Regions from separate parts of the Homo sapiens genome. Here region 1 is linked to region 2. Evidence: chromatin contacts called from ENCODE Hi-C data. All regions are on one chromosome and are shown on one strand. Each heading gives the region's core, a stretch centred on a gene start or an enhancer-like site at or near the end of the contact. The rest is flanking DNA. Distances are from core to core; before and after follow the strand shown.

Region 1 (6,393 bases), core at 203-2,702, 2.2 Mb before region 2:
TGAAGCCGTCCTCCACTTTGAAAACTTCTCAGTCTTGAGAAGAGAATCCATGTGTGCTGCTAAAGTTTTCCCCATTTTGTAATTAAGAAGTTGATTTTTTAAAGATGTAACTGAAGGCCTTAAAGTTATCCTTTTTACATAAAAGCTTGTTTCAAAGTATAGAGAAATATGCCAAATTTAAAACTTTTGGTAAGGACCAGTTATGCTGATCCACTCATGTTCATTTCCCATCTACTCAGCTGAGCACTAAAAAAAATTCTCACTATCCTCTTCCAGAAATCACCTCTTAAAACATAATTTCCCCGAGATGATTATAATTTATTTAATGTAAGTTCTAAGTAGACAGATTCATATAATTATATTCATAAATCATCTTTGAACATAAGGATTAATTCAAAGCCTGGTGCATAAGTGCTCAATGAATAAGTGCTAACTAGATGAAATAATATTATACTCTGGTTAATGAATTGACATACTACATTTTACTAGGAGTATTTGCATGTGTAACATGCCTTTTGGTTGCGCACAATTAAATGCAAGTTAATCTGATTATAAAAGTTTAAAAACTGGATACAAAAATCTCCATACAAAAGATCTCTGCCGTGACATTAATTACCACTCCAAGCACCATGCATCATCTGACAGCTACGTGGCAATGGTGTGAACCACACACAAAGCCAAAAAAATAAAAGGATCTAATTCAAAGACTATATATACATATAAGAGGTTCTCTGATTTTTAGCCCAAATTCTAGTTTCCTTTGTGCAATAATGATTATGGTTCTTTCACTGAGTGGGTGCAGCAAGAAAGCAGAACTAGAAATTAGGCTTATGAGGGCGTCTACACTTTTACAAAGAACATGCCTCGCATTGTTAGGTTCCCTAAACTCAAAGGAGAGTCAGTCTAAGCATTTTAGGAGTCACAATCTACAAATTCCTAGAAGTAACTAATAATAATGCATTAAATGCACATTTTAATTTTTTCTAGTGTTGGCCTTTAATGCAGGGGAGGCAGGTAAGGAGCAGGAGCTCTTTAAACTGCACAGTGTAAAACGCCAGCGAGGGCCCGGGGTGCCCAGAATGCCGCAGGGCCGCGGCAGAGCTCTCCTCACAGCCTTCACCAGAAGTCTACAAAGCGCCTAGAACTGGGGTGTTGAGAAAGGGGGAGGAGCATTTTTGAACCGGGCGCCAAAGACGCACTGCACAGGCACGGTAACTGACGGAACCCGAGGCGTTCGAAAGAACGCATCCTACTCCCGCCTTTCGGACACTGACCTGGGAGCCACCGTGGCGCCCGCTGAGGTATCCGTGCAAGCAGCACGCTGAGGCCACGGTGGGGACCGAAGGGGACGGCTGCCCAGCCCCAGCTCCGACAAGGTACCCAGGCCGCCACAGCTGCCAAGCGCGCAACCGCCATCTTCGTAGTTGTCCCCGCACCCTGCAGTGTCCCACTGAGGGACACGCTACGCAACGGAACCGAGGCTGCGCATGCGCTTCAGGCTGGAAGGCGGAACTTGCTAAAGAGCTCCCCGCAAGATTTTCAGCTTGCGAAGAGCGCACATGCGCAGAGCGTCGTGGCTCTTTCGTTTAGACTGTTGGTTCTACTAGTAGCGGGGTTTGGCTTGGGGCCTTTAAGATGTTTTGAGTGGCGTCGGGAGGCTGCCCTATCAGCGGGCTGATAGATACTACAGAGCTGGAAGCTCAGAAAGGAACCCTATCCAACGGTCCTAGATGGGAAACGTCTCCTGTCGAGGACACCAGGCTTGCTGCATCACCTGCAATCCCGCCGACCGCGTGACAGTTTTAACCTGTACTGGAAATGCTCCCAAGATCTGACATTAATCTCGCCTGTATAACCTGGAATGGTATCGGACATTCCCCGCTCTAGATCTATATGCCTGATTAACGAAATACTGAATTATCTTGGCCCCCTCCTCGTGCTATATGCGAAAATAAATTTCAGTAAAAAAAGATTTCAACGGAAGAATACAACTGAGAGGATTAAATAAATTTTAGGAGAATATTATATAATCCGGGGACAGAAGGGACTTTCTTAACCAAGATTTCAAAACCCCAACATCATAAATAAAAAATATATTTGTATACGAATTTAAACTTTTTGAATGGCAAAAGACACCTCAAGTTAAGAGCTTAGAAAAATGGATTTTGTAGCATAGATACATTAATACTTCTACTCAGCCTGCTCCTATAAATAAGAAATATAATTCAAATAAAATTGGCCAACAGCTATAAATAGGCAGCCCATATAAGGAAACATGATGCTCAAACTCACTAAATGAAAAACTGGAATTAAAAAAATAATGCCTTTTTCCCCCCATTCAGTTGGCAAAAAAGAAAAATAATTGGCAAGGATGCTAGACACTAGCACTTATGTATGATTGCTAGGAAGGTGAATTACTAAAATTTGTTGTGAAGTAATATGGCCACATCTATTACAATTTTAAAATATGCATCCATTCCAGTGCCTTTTAACGCAGTGGCACCAATTTGTGATTATCCTATAGAAAAACAACACTAGTTCTTAAGACTGCATATTATCTACTACACCGTTTTTAGAGGCAAAGAGAAGGAAAAAAATGGGAATGGCTAACAATAGAAAAATAGTTGAATAAATTGTAGTACAAGGGTTTCCGGACTCCAGCTCTAAATACCTTTCAAACTAATTCCTGGGGGCCTCAAGCATCAACCATGGAGTTTTACGTAGTAGTTTCCTATTTAAAAGTTATGGTGGCTTGTGTAATACTTTGAGTATATATAAGATAGTAAAGTAACTTTTATTATCCTGGTTATAAATTTGGGGGGCAGTAATTGGTACCAGAATTAAAGGCAAAGTTTGGATATAGTGAATCCAGCATGTCTTTGGAGTCGTGAGAACCTGGACTGTTGGAACAGTCTGGAACAGTTAGATAAATAAAGACTGAATAGATCTCTTTCTTGAGAGGTGGGATGCCTCTCTCTACTAAGGACATATAGTTAAGGACAGCAACTTGATTTCAGGACATACTCCAAAAGATGCTGAGCTATGTTGCCCGTTCTCCATTAGACCTGTTGTAGACTCTAAGGGACTAAATCACTAAGGTGATGCCTGATGCATGTCATTTCATCATCCCTTATATTTCTTTTTTGGGTTTTTGTGTGTGTGTGTGTGTATGTTTTAGACTGAGTCTCGCTCTTGTCACCCAGCCTGGAGTGCAATGGGGCGATCTCAGCTCACTGCAACCTCCACCTCCTGGGTTCAAGCGATTCTCCTGCTTCAGCCTCCTGAATAGCTGGGATTACAGGCACCGACCACCATGCCTGGTTAATTTTTGTATTTTTAGTAGAGATGGGGTTTCACCATGTTGGCCAGGCTGGTCTCGAACTCCTGACTGCAGGTGATCCACCCCCCTTGGCTTCCCAAAGTGCTGGAATTACAGGTGTGAGCCACCGCACCTGGCCCATCCCTTATATCTTAACAAACACTTCTCTCTGCATGTTTTGGATAATTGCAAATATTCTCAATCACTTCTCTCCCTTTTCTTCCCCTTTATTTTTGCAAGTCTTCTTGCATTTTACTTGCAGTAAGATGAAAAATCTGACTGGTCATAGTGGGAAAATCACTGCACAGAAAAGCAGAGAAACCCATGGATTGTTTTCTGTATTCACTCTTGTTGTCTAACAAATTAGAAAAAATTATGGCCAGTAGCAAGTACAGATGCTTTTACGGACAGTGATGAGCTTGAAGTAGACAAATTTGTTTCCACTCTGGGTACCTATTGTCAATGTTGACTTCATCAATATATAAAGGGGGCAAAGGGACATACTGCTGAGGGAAGCTTCTCTCTCTGAAATCTGCTGCCTTAGTTCAGGGGGACAAATGAGATGCCCCACCAAATAAAGCTTTATATCACATTTACATGATTTTTTTTTCGTGTAAGATAAGGATAAGTAAACACACTCCTTGCAATCCCCAGCAATAAATGTATCTGTGTAAACAGACAACAATATGATGTCAGAGTTTTTCAGGGTTCATTTCATTTTGTAAGCAATAGGATGTAACCAGAGATACTTCTATTGGAATACTTCAGTTTATACACTACAAATCATAATGTTAGCACACAACAAACTTTACATAGTTTCTACAACTGTCATTTGCGATTAATTCATCCTCCATCATACTACAGATAGGTAACTTCAAAATAAGAGATGAGTTTATTTTCAAATGTGAAATCATGTCAACATTTTAATCCAAACTCAATATATTTAACACACATATTTAAGAGGCTTACTACATCATGCAATTGGATTAGAACACCTTTACAATCCTATGAAGAGAGTACAGTGCAGAAAAGTCATATCTTTACATTAACCAACAAAATCTTAGCAATTATATTTTAGTCTTACATCACTACAGGGTTTAAAAGTGATCGCTGCAAAATCAGATTTTAAAAATATCTTCCACAATCATGATTTTTGTCCTTCACTGTTCAAGTAAAATCTTGTGTCATCCAGTTGCAAAATCTTATTATTGATAACACGTATACGTGTATACAAACCACACTGCAAATTAACAAAAGAATTGTACCCAGTCAGGCTGACAAAGTTTAATAAAGGGACACTTCTAATCTAATCATTTCATCTTGTAAGTAATATTGTTATTCTCTACATCTATTCATTTGCCATGTTTTAGGAAAGAGCACATTCATACTTTCAAACATGCAAAACATGATAAACTAGAATAAATGGCACTTGAAAAACCATTATAAAAGAGACTTGCCTGAAGTCGTTTCATTTGACAAAAATTAACTAAAAAAAAGGCTAATTGTAAAAAATAAAATAAAATAATACATTATAGAGAATATTAAGTTGAACTTCATTTGCCGTTTTATAGAACTACACCACTTCTGCAAATAAGTATGTTAATTGGTCTGTTCTTTGGTGAAAACAGAGCTATGATTTCATAGTTATGTTGAGGGAGCAGTTAGCAGGTGTGCTCCACAACAAAAAGAAATCAGACAATCTAAAGGACATTGGCTACTGGTTGCCTTTATTCTCAGCACCAGGAATGGAGAAATCTTCAGCAAAACAAGCTCCTAACACCAGATATTCTCTTTATTTAAAATTGTTCAACATGACAGAATGCCTGTTGCGTAACCTGGCTTTTTTTTCTAAAACACACAGCTTTTTGCTCTTTCTTCTTTTACAAAAAGTGGTTTACTACATATATATATACATATATAGTAGCTTACACCAGTGGTGACACTGCAAAGTCAATTTCCTGGGCATTTGATGGCATCAAAATACCATTTTGAAATATACAGAACAATACGAAATGCAGTTCATCACTTGCAGTTACTACTGTTCCACAGAAGTCAGGTCAGCTCTTTGGTTTTGGTGCAGTACTTAAAAAATTAAGGCAAAACTCCTCCTAAAATGTATTTCCCTCCAAGCCCTTATTTGCTTATGTTTACAAAATAACTGTCAACAAAATGCTACCTTTTTTAAAAAAAGCCAGTTGATTACCAATAATGTCAATGCCAGTGATTTGGGTGATAAAGTTATTCTGTATTTCCAAGTACATACAGATATTCTGTAACCTGTTTAGTTTATTTCACCAAATCCGACAACTGATTAAAAACAGTTTATTAGAAATGTTCCTATAAGTGATCCAATTTATCAAAATAGTGTTTTCTTTCTCATGGAAGCTTCAATTATTTTGCTATTTATTATGAAGGTTTGTATTAAAACCCCTTCTTTATTTTTTACAAATAACTTGTCTTGATATGAAAGGAGTTCTGAGTGTTTACAGCTCAAGGGATGGATCTGTTGGGTTTTCTCATCTGGGGTTGAATATGGCTTCATTCTTGTAAGAGATTATTGCCGTCTGCCCTGAAGTGGACTGTTGCCTCAGTTCACTACAACAAGAAGTGAGTGTAACCTTCTGCCCCCGTAACTATAACATCCATCCAGATCCGCATGGCTTCTGGCGATGGGGCTACCATATAATAGATTCTGTCATGAGTCTTGACGCTAAAGGTGAGTAACGGATTAGGACTCTAAAATTCAAAAAAGGAAAAAGAATGTAAAATAAACATCTTAAAATACAACATTAAATAACACAGACATGTGATGACTTCTTCAAAATTTTCAATTTATTAAATTTACAAAGGCGTTACTTTTGCTCTACTATAACTCACACACCTGTCCCAGAGCCTTTTTCAGGATTGACCATTTTTCTGAACAGGAAATCTCAGACAGAACTCATAAATTATTTCAGCAGCTAGTTTGTAAAGCTCTAGCAGGGTACCTAGCTGAGAGTAGGAGTTTAATAAATAGTAGCTGTTATTCTTAGCCCTACTAGGACTTGCTCACGATCCCCCTCTTAACTATATGG
Region 2 (6,206 bases), core at 2,720-5,219:
CAGTGCAAACCTATATTCTTCAAAGGTCAACTGTAGTTCTTGATTTTTAGTCCCAGTTTTTATAAAGTGACTAGTATGTAAACATAAGGTGCTACTATTGTTACACCACAGAAGTAGAATAATAATAGCAACAATAAATACAATTTGCATATTATTTATGCTTTACAGTGCCTTCACATAACAACCAATTTTACTGAGAGAGATTTGATTGATTTTTTTATTTTGCAGAAGATGTGACCTCTTACTAAGTGAACATATCCTTGGCTAGGTCTCTCATTTCAAAACGATTCACCACTATGCTCAATTCTTTGGTTTGTCCCAAACCTCAAAATAACTAGGCACAGTTCAGCCCTTCCTCCACAGAAGCCAGAGAGTGGAATGGAGCTTTGACCTGAAATGATTAGAGAAAGGAAATAAGTCCTAGATCAATATCTTGTAGACCCTGACTCACATAATTCCCAATAAAGTCACTCAAAACCTGAAGAGTACAAAAAAAAAAAAAAACAACCAAACAAACTGAACAACGAGGATGGACCCTAAGACTGAAAAATAAGACTTTAAATGCCACTACAGAAGGGAGATTGCACCCTTACTGACTGAGGTTTGGGAATACTTTTTATTGCAGAGCCAAATCTAGGCCCATTAAATTAAAAAAATAATAATAAGGCTGTAGACTCGTAGCATTTCTATACTATGATTTTATCTATAACATAGAAACCAGAGACCCAAATATCTGTACCCCACGATAAAAAAGAAGATAATTTTGGCCGGGCGCAGTGGCTCATGTCTGTAATGCCAGCACTTTGGGAGGCTGAGGCAGGCGGATCACAAGGTCAGGAGCTCGAGACCAGCCTGGCCAGTATGGTGAAACCTCGTCTCTACCAAAAATGCAAAAATTAGCCAGGCATGGTGGCATGTGCCTGTAGTCCCAGCTACTTGGGAGGCTGAGGCAGAAGAATCGCCTGAACCCGGGAGGCAGAGGTTTCAGTGAGCCAAGATTGCACCATCGCACTCCAGCCTGGGTGACAGAGCAAGACTCTGTCACAAAAAAAAAAAAAAAGATAATTTCAAGAGTTTTATCTCACCTCTAATTCCTAGCCAGCCAATTTTAGCATTACTAATGGCTACTGTGATGATTAATATTGAGTGTAAACTTCATTGGATTGAAGGATGCAAAGTGTCGTTGTGGGTATATCTATGAGGGTGTTGCTGAAGGAAATTAACATTTGAGTCAGTGGACTGGGAAAGGAGACCCATCCTCAATCCTGGTGGGCACAATCTATCTAATCAGCTGCCACTGCGGCCAGAATAAAAGCAGGCAGAAGAATGTAAAAATAAATAAATAAATAAATAAATAAATAAATAAATAAATAAAGCCTAGACTGGCTTATCCTCCCAGCCTATGTCTTTATCCTGTGATGGATGCTTCTTGCCCTCGAACATTGGACCTCAAGTTCTTCAGCTTTGGGACTTGGACTGGCTTCCTTGCTCCTCAGCTTCCAGATGGCCTATTGTGGGACCTCACCTTGTCATCCTGTGAGTCAACACTCCTTAATAAACTCCCCTTTATATATACATGTATTCTATTAGTTCTGTCCTTCTAGAGAACCCTGACTAATACAGCTACCCATGTTAAATGATAGGACAGAACCTTCAGGAATCAAGAACAAAATGAGAAAGGTCATAGTGAGCAAAAATCCCTTCTCTGATCCAACTGGAGGATCAATTATGCCATACCTTCCATGCTTAGTAATTACTGTATTACTTTTATTGGGATACAGTGCAGCCTAGTGTTTACAAATGTTACAGAAATCTTATGCCTCAGCTTTCTGATTAATAAAATGTGAACAATATATCTCTTATGTTAGACTATTGCAGGGATTAAATGAGTTATCACCTAAAATGTTTTTTAAAAGTGCCTAATACCTATTTGCTATTATTATTTATATTATTAGTAACAATAATTTGTAACATCATAATAGAGAAAACTTGAACACAATCTCAAACTCAGTTGGGCAAAATATAATTGTTATGGAATAAATTGTGTCCCGCAAAATTTATATGCTAAAGTTCTAAACTACAGTACCTGAGAGTGTGACAGTATATAGAGATAGGGTCTTTAAAAAGGTAATTTAGGAAAAATTAGGTCATAGGGGGAGCCCTAATCCAATATGAGTGGTGTACTTATTAAAACATGGAGATTAGGACACATACACACACACACAAAGACCATGCACACACAGTAAACACACAGGGAGAAGACAAGACAAGAAAGGCCTCAGGAGAAATCATCCTACTGACAACTTGACTTGGACTTCTAGCCACCATATTTTTGAGAAAATAAATATCTGTTGTTTAACCCATAGGGTCCACATACTTTGTTACAACAGCTCTAACAAACTAATATAATAATGCATTTCTTTATTTTCTATAAATGTACTTAATACTTACTTCTTGTCCACTTCTTGCCAAGATAGTCAAATATCTATCTCAGCAATTCTTGAGGACCCTCTACTACCAGGGTAATGAAGTATGTGAAGGTCTTAGTAGCACAATGACATAGGGTGGCTCCTGGGTCATTGGCCATCTGTCCAATGTTTACTACCTAGACACTGGAGTCTGTTCCACAGGGTCCCTCCAAATCCAGCCTTCTTCCTGACCGATGCTTCTGTGCACCACACTGAGGATGGAGCAAACTTTGGCGAGCCTGAAACCCACCAACATTCCTCCTGAAGTCTTGCTTCCTCCACACAGCACTGATAGTTAGCAGGGTCCTGCTGTGGCCTTTGAGGAATCCCTACAGTGGTTCTGTGTCCTTGCACTCCTATCTGGAGATATCACAGATCTCCAGATCTAGGAGTAAGGAAACTGGGTGTAAGGAAACTCTTCACTGTGAGTAAAAGTAATCCCTTTTCTTTTATTTCATGTAGGAGGCATTCTCTCTCTCCTCTCTTTCAAGGGCGTCTAGCACAACTTTATCAAAAAGTATAGACTTAGAAAATGAAAACCTAGGTTGGAAGTAAAACTTCAGTTTTTTCAAACTCAAAACATCCTTGAGACCAAGAAGCACAGAGTCTGGCTACCTACTGAATGAAGGATATATGAATGAATGATAGAGACATATCAATTGATATCATTAAAGATACCCTGAAGTGTTACCAGTAGTTTTTTACACAGATCCTTAAAGCCATAAATGCCGTGAATTTTTTTTTTTGACAGTCTATCTCTGTTGCACAGGCTGGAGTGCAGTGGCGTGATCTTGACTCACTGCAACCTCCACCTCCTGGGTTCAAACGATTCTCCTGCCTCAGCCTCCTGAGTATCTGGGACTACAGGCGCCCGCCACCACACCCAGCTAATTTTTTTTGGTATTTTTAATTGAGACGGGGTTTCGCCATATTGTCCAGGCTGGTCTCGAATTCCTGACCTTGTGATCCGCCCACCTCAGCCTCCCAAAGTGCTGAGATTACAGGCATGAGCCACAGCGCCTGGCCTATTTTTATTTTTTTACGTGTTTTCTTCCTCTCTCTTTCTCTTGTCAGCTTATTAACATGCTTATTCATTTGTAAAAGGTGACAGCATACCCAAGCAGAAAAGGCGAGATGTTTCTACCAGCCTGGCTCCTCTTCTCTGGCCTCTATTCTTTTGGCCTAAGAGATAGACAATACATCAAGCAAGGTCCTTATTTGCAAGCAAAATAAGAAATCAATCATGACTGAATAAATGGGAGGATAAAAAAGAGTTTATTTTAAAAACTAATAGGTAGCTCTCTGAATCACCAGGAGAGCGGAACCATCTTGCTCAGAACAATGAATCTTGAACAATGCCCCAATTGAGGCTGCAAAACTGGGCTGATGAGGAAACTACTTCTGCCCCCACAAAACTAGAACACTGAGTGTCCTAGATAATGTTGTCACTGATCTATCAGGAACACAATTGTGCTGTAACCACTTCCTTTATCAGAGAATGAGTCACTTCCCGTGTTTTTTGGTGTCACTAACTTCCTACTCAAAAACTGGTATGAGTGCATCCAATATAGAGAGCCCGAAGTATTTGCCCAAACCCTTGCTTCAAATCAGGCTGAGAACGTATCTGGTATTTTTAGTTTTTATAGTTTATATAGTTAATGTTTCTAAAGTTTAAAGTTTGCTCTTTCTCCCACCAAGATTAATCTCACGTAGAAAGGGGATGCAAATGCTAGGCAGACAAAAAGACTGAAAAAAAAAAAATCTCCACAACAGAAAGACTGACACAAAGCTGAAAGAGAAAACAAGACAGGAAGTTAGGGTACAGTTAGAAATGCCTTTGGTTTCAATTAATAAAATATCTGATTAGGTATTTTTAAAAAGTAATTTAAAAAATAGAGGGAGTCTTTTTTGTTTAGTCACAGAATGCAAAATCTGAAAGTAAGAACTTGTTGCTTTCATTAGCTCAGGAGCTCAACAATGTTAAGATTAAGTCAAAAGTTCACTTGTCCTTTTCCTCTTAATTCCAAAATGACTATTTTTGCTTCAAATCAGGTAAAAGAGAGAGAGGATAAGAAGTGTCAACAGACTTCTCTATACATTTCATGGGCGAGAATCACTGGCAACCAGTCCATAAAAAATGTATCACTGAAGCCACAAGCTAGAGAAATATTCTCCTATATGTGAAGTAACACGATCCTACAAGGTTCTTTTAAAGGATACCAATTAAAACTACTTTCTAACAAATTTGTTGCTCTTTTACTGCGAAAAGTATATGCATCCCAACCTTGAATGATAAATTTTATCAGTAAAAATCTTTATATTTTCAAAAATTTAACCATTAATTGTGTATGGACTCATACTCAATAGAAAATATAAATGAATACACATTATGTCACAAAATTAAAATCATGGAAATCAAGAGAGAGTCACCTCGTTTATAACTGCCTTCCCTATTGAAAGATATATCTGCAGAATGGATGCACCACCTCACCCGCTGTTTTATTTTTCTCTACAATCAGATATAGTTCATAGGTCTTGGCAAGAGCAATCCCATTTACTTTAACTGTTATTAGAGTGTTCATGTTTTCATGCCTTTTCATCTGTTTTCTTTGCTTCTGGAACTCTTTGAAGGCTTACTTTAGATGGCCTTGCTTGGTAACATCTAAAATACCATTTCTAAGATCCTGGTGTTCTCCCCAGTCATTTGGATAATTGCCACTATTGATGCTAGTTTGACTCTGGCATTCTGGACATTCCCTTATCCCATCTTCATATTGCTCTTTATTTATATGGTAGCAAACGGAAGTCCATATCATATGTCTCCATATGAATGGGACATCAGAATTAAATAGACATAAAAATGAAAAGATTCCTGGGAAAAATCACTCAGGATGCTCTGGGTTGGAGTCTATCCAGGCTGTGCTATTTATTATTCAGTTGACTTTGAGCATGTAACTTAATCTCTTGAGTCTCAATTTTATTGTATGTACCTTGCTTCACATAAATATTCTTGTGAGAAATCTTGTGAAGATTTGGAATATAGAATCTCTTTGAAGTCTATAACATTGTATAAAAAGAAAAGCTAACAAAGACTATATATTATTGTCTGATGTACTCTTTCATCCTCCTGAAAAGCATTCAGCAAATTCTGCTTATCCTTACATCCCACATTTCCTGCTCCACTCTCCGCTTCAGGCTAGATCCTACTACCCACTTCCATCTTGACCACAATATTCTTACTCAACATGGGAGATAGAGCAGGTAAACAAAAGAAGCTGGATTTTGTTAGATTCTGCTCAGGACAAACTATAGAGGTCAATCTGGTTTTAATTACTTTATTCTCTTTGTCAGAATTCCAAGTAGGCACTGGTCTCTACATTAGCTGTAAAGGCCAATTATTTATTTCACAATATTGAAGTCTCTGGCCCAGATGGTTGATTTCTCTAATCTATCCAGTCCTATCTGAGTCTTAGCTCCTGATCTGGGCCTTTGCTGCAGATTCTACATCCACCCTATGGGTTAACTATGTTGAATATCAGGATTCTTGATACTTGGCTTTAGCCTAGCAATTTATTTCATTGTGCCTCCTATTTTCTTGAGAAAGTGAGAGTAAAGTGTTTAAAATGAGTCATTAAGCTACCTGTGGTTCAATTAGACCACTGCTTTCACACCTTTATGACTAATGTTTCATGAAGCTGAAACTAATTGACATGATTTCTATAAAGGCAGGGAAGCCCA

Evidence for each region. A loop is a pair of places that touch in the nucleus more often than their neighbours do. Pooled maps may share reads with other maps.
Region 1: a map of CD8-positive, alpha-beta T cell shows a loop between it and region 2 (4-fold over the local background). The contact joins the promoter of ABHD10 here to the enhancer-like site in region 2. A Hi-C loop is called at or near these places in 3 of 168 maps with a recorded cell type or tissue (CD4-positive, alpha-beta memory T cell, CD8-positive, alpha-beta T cell and naive thymus-derived CD4-positive, alpha-beta T cell) and 7 of 50 pooled maps.

The regions. Positions count from the first base shown.
Region 1 is chr3:111,974,085-111,980,477 of GRCh38, reverse strand. It overlaps ABHD10 (abhydrolase domain containing 10, depalmitoylase), which reads right to left and starts at 1,452. Exons shown (of 5, transcript NM_018394.4): 1 at 1,275-1,452. The coding sequence starts at 1,416. It overlaps PHLDB2 (pleckstrin homology like domain family B member 2), which reads right to left. Exons shown (of 18, transcript NM_001134438.2): 18 at 3,961-6,055. The coding sequence ends at 5,915. RefSeq lists enhancers at 1,213-1,262, 1,283-1,332, 1,343-1,392, 1,251-1,810.
Region 2 is chr3:109,804,859-109,811,064 of GRCh38, reverse strand. The region is part of intron 2 of LOC124906267 (a long non-coding RNA gene); the gene reads right to left. Among named protein-coding and RNA genes, the nearest start is that of MIR4445, 210 kb to the right of the region's middle. RefSeq lists an enhancer at 3,065-4,264. Within about 2 kb of position 3,969, at least 5 of the 41 ENCODE cell types and tissues checked have a DNase peak (open chromatin) inside an H3K27ac peak, as active enhancers do; they include CD8-positive, alpha-beta T cell, where a contact is called at or near this core.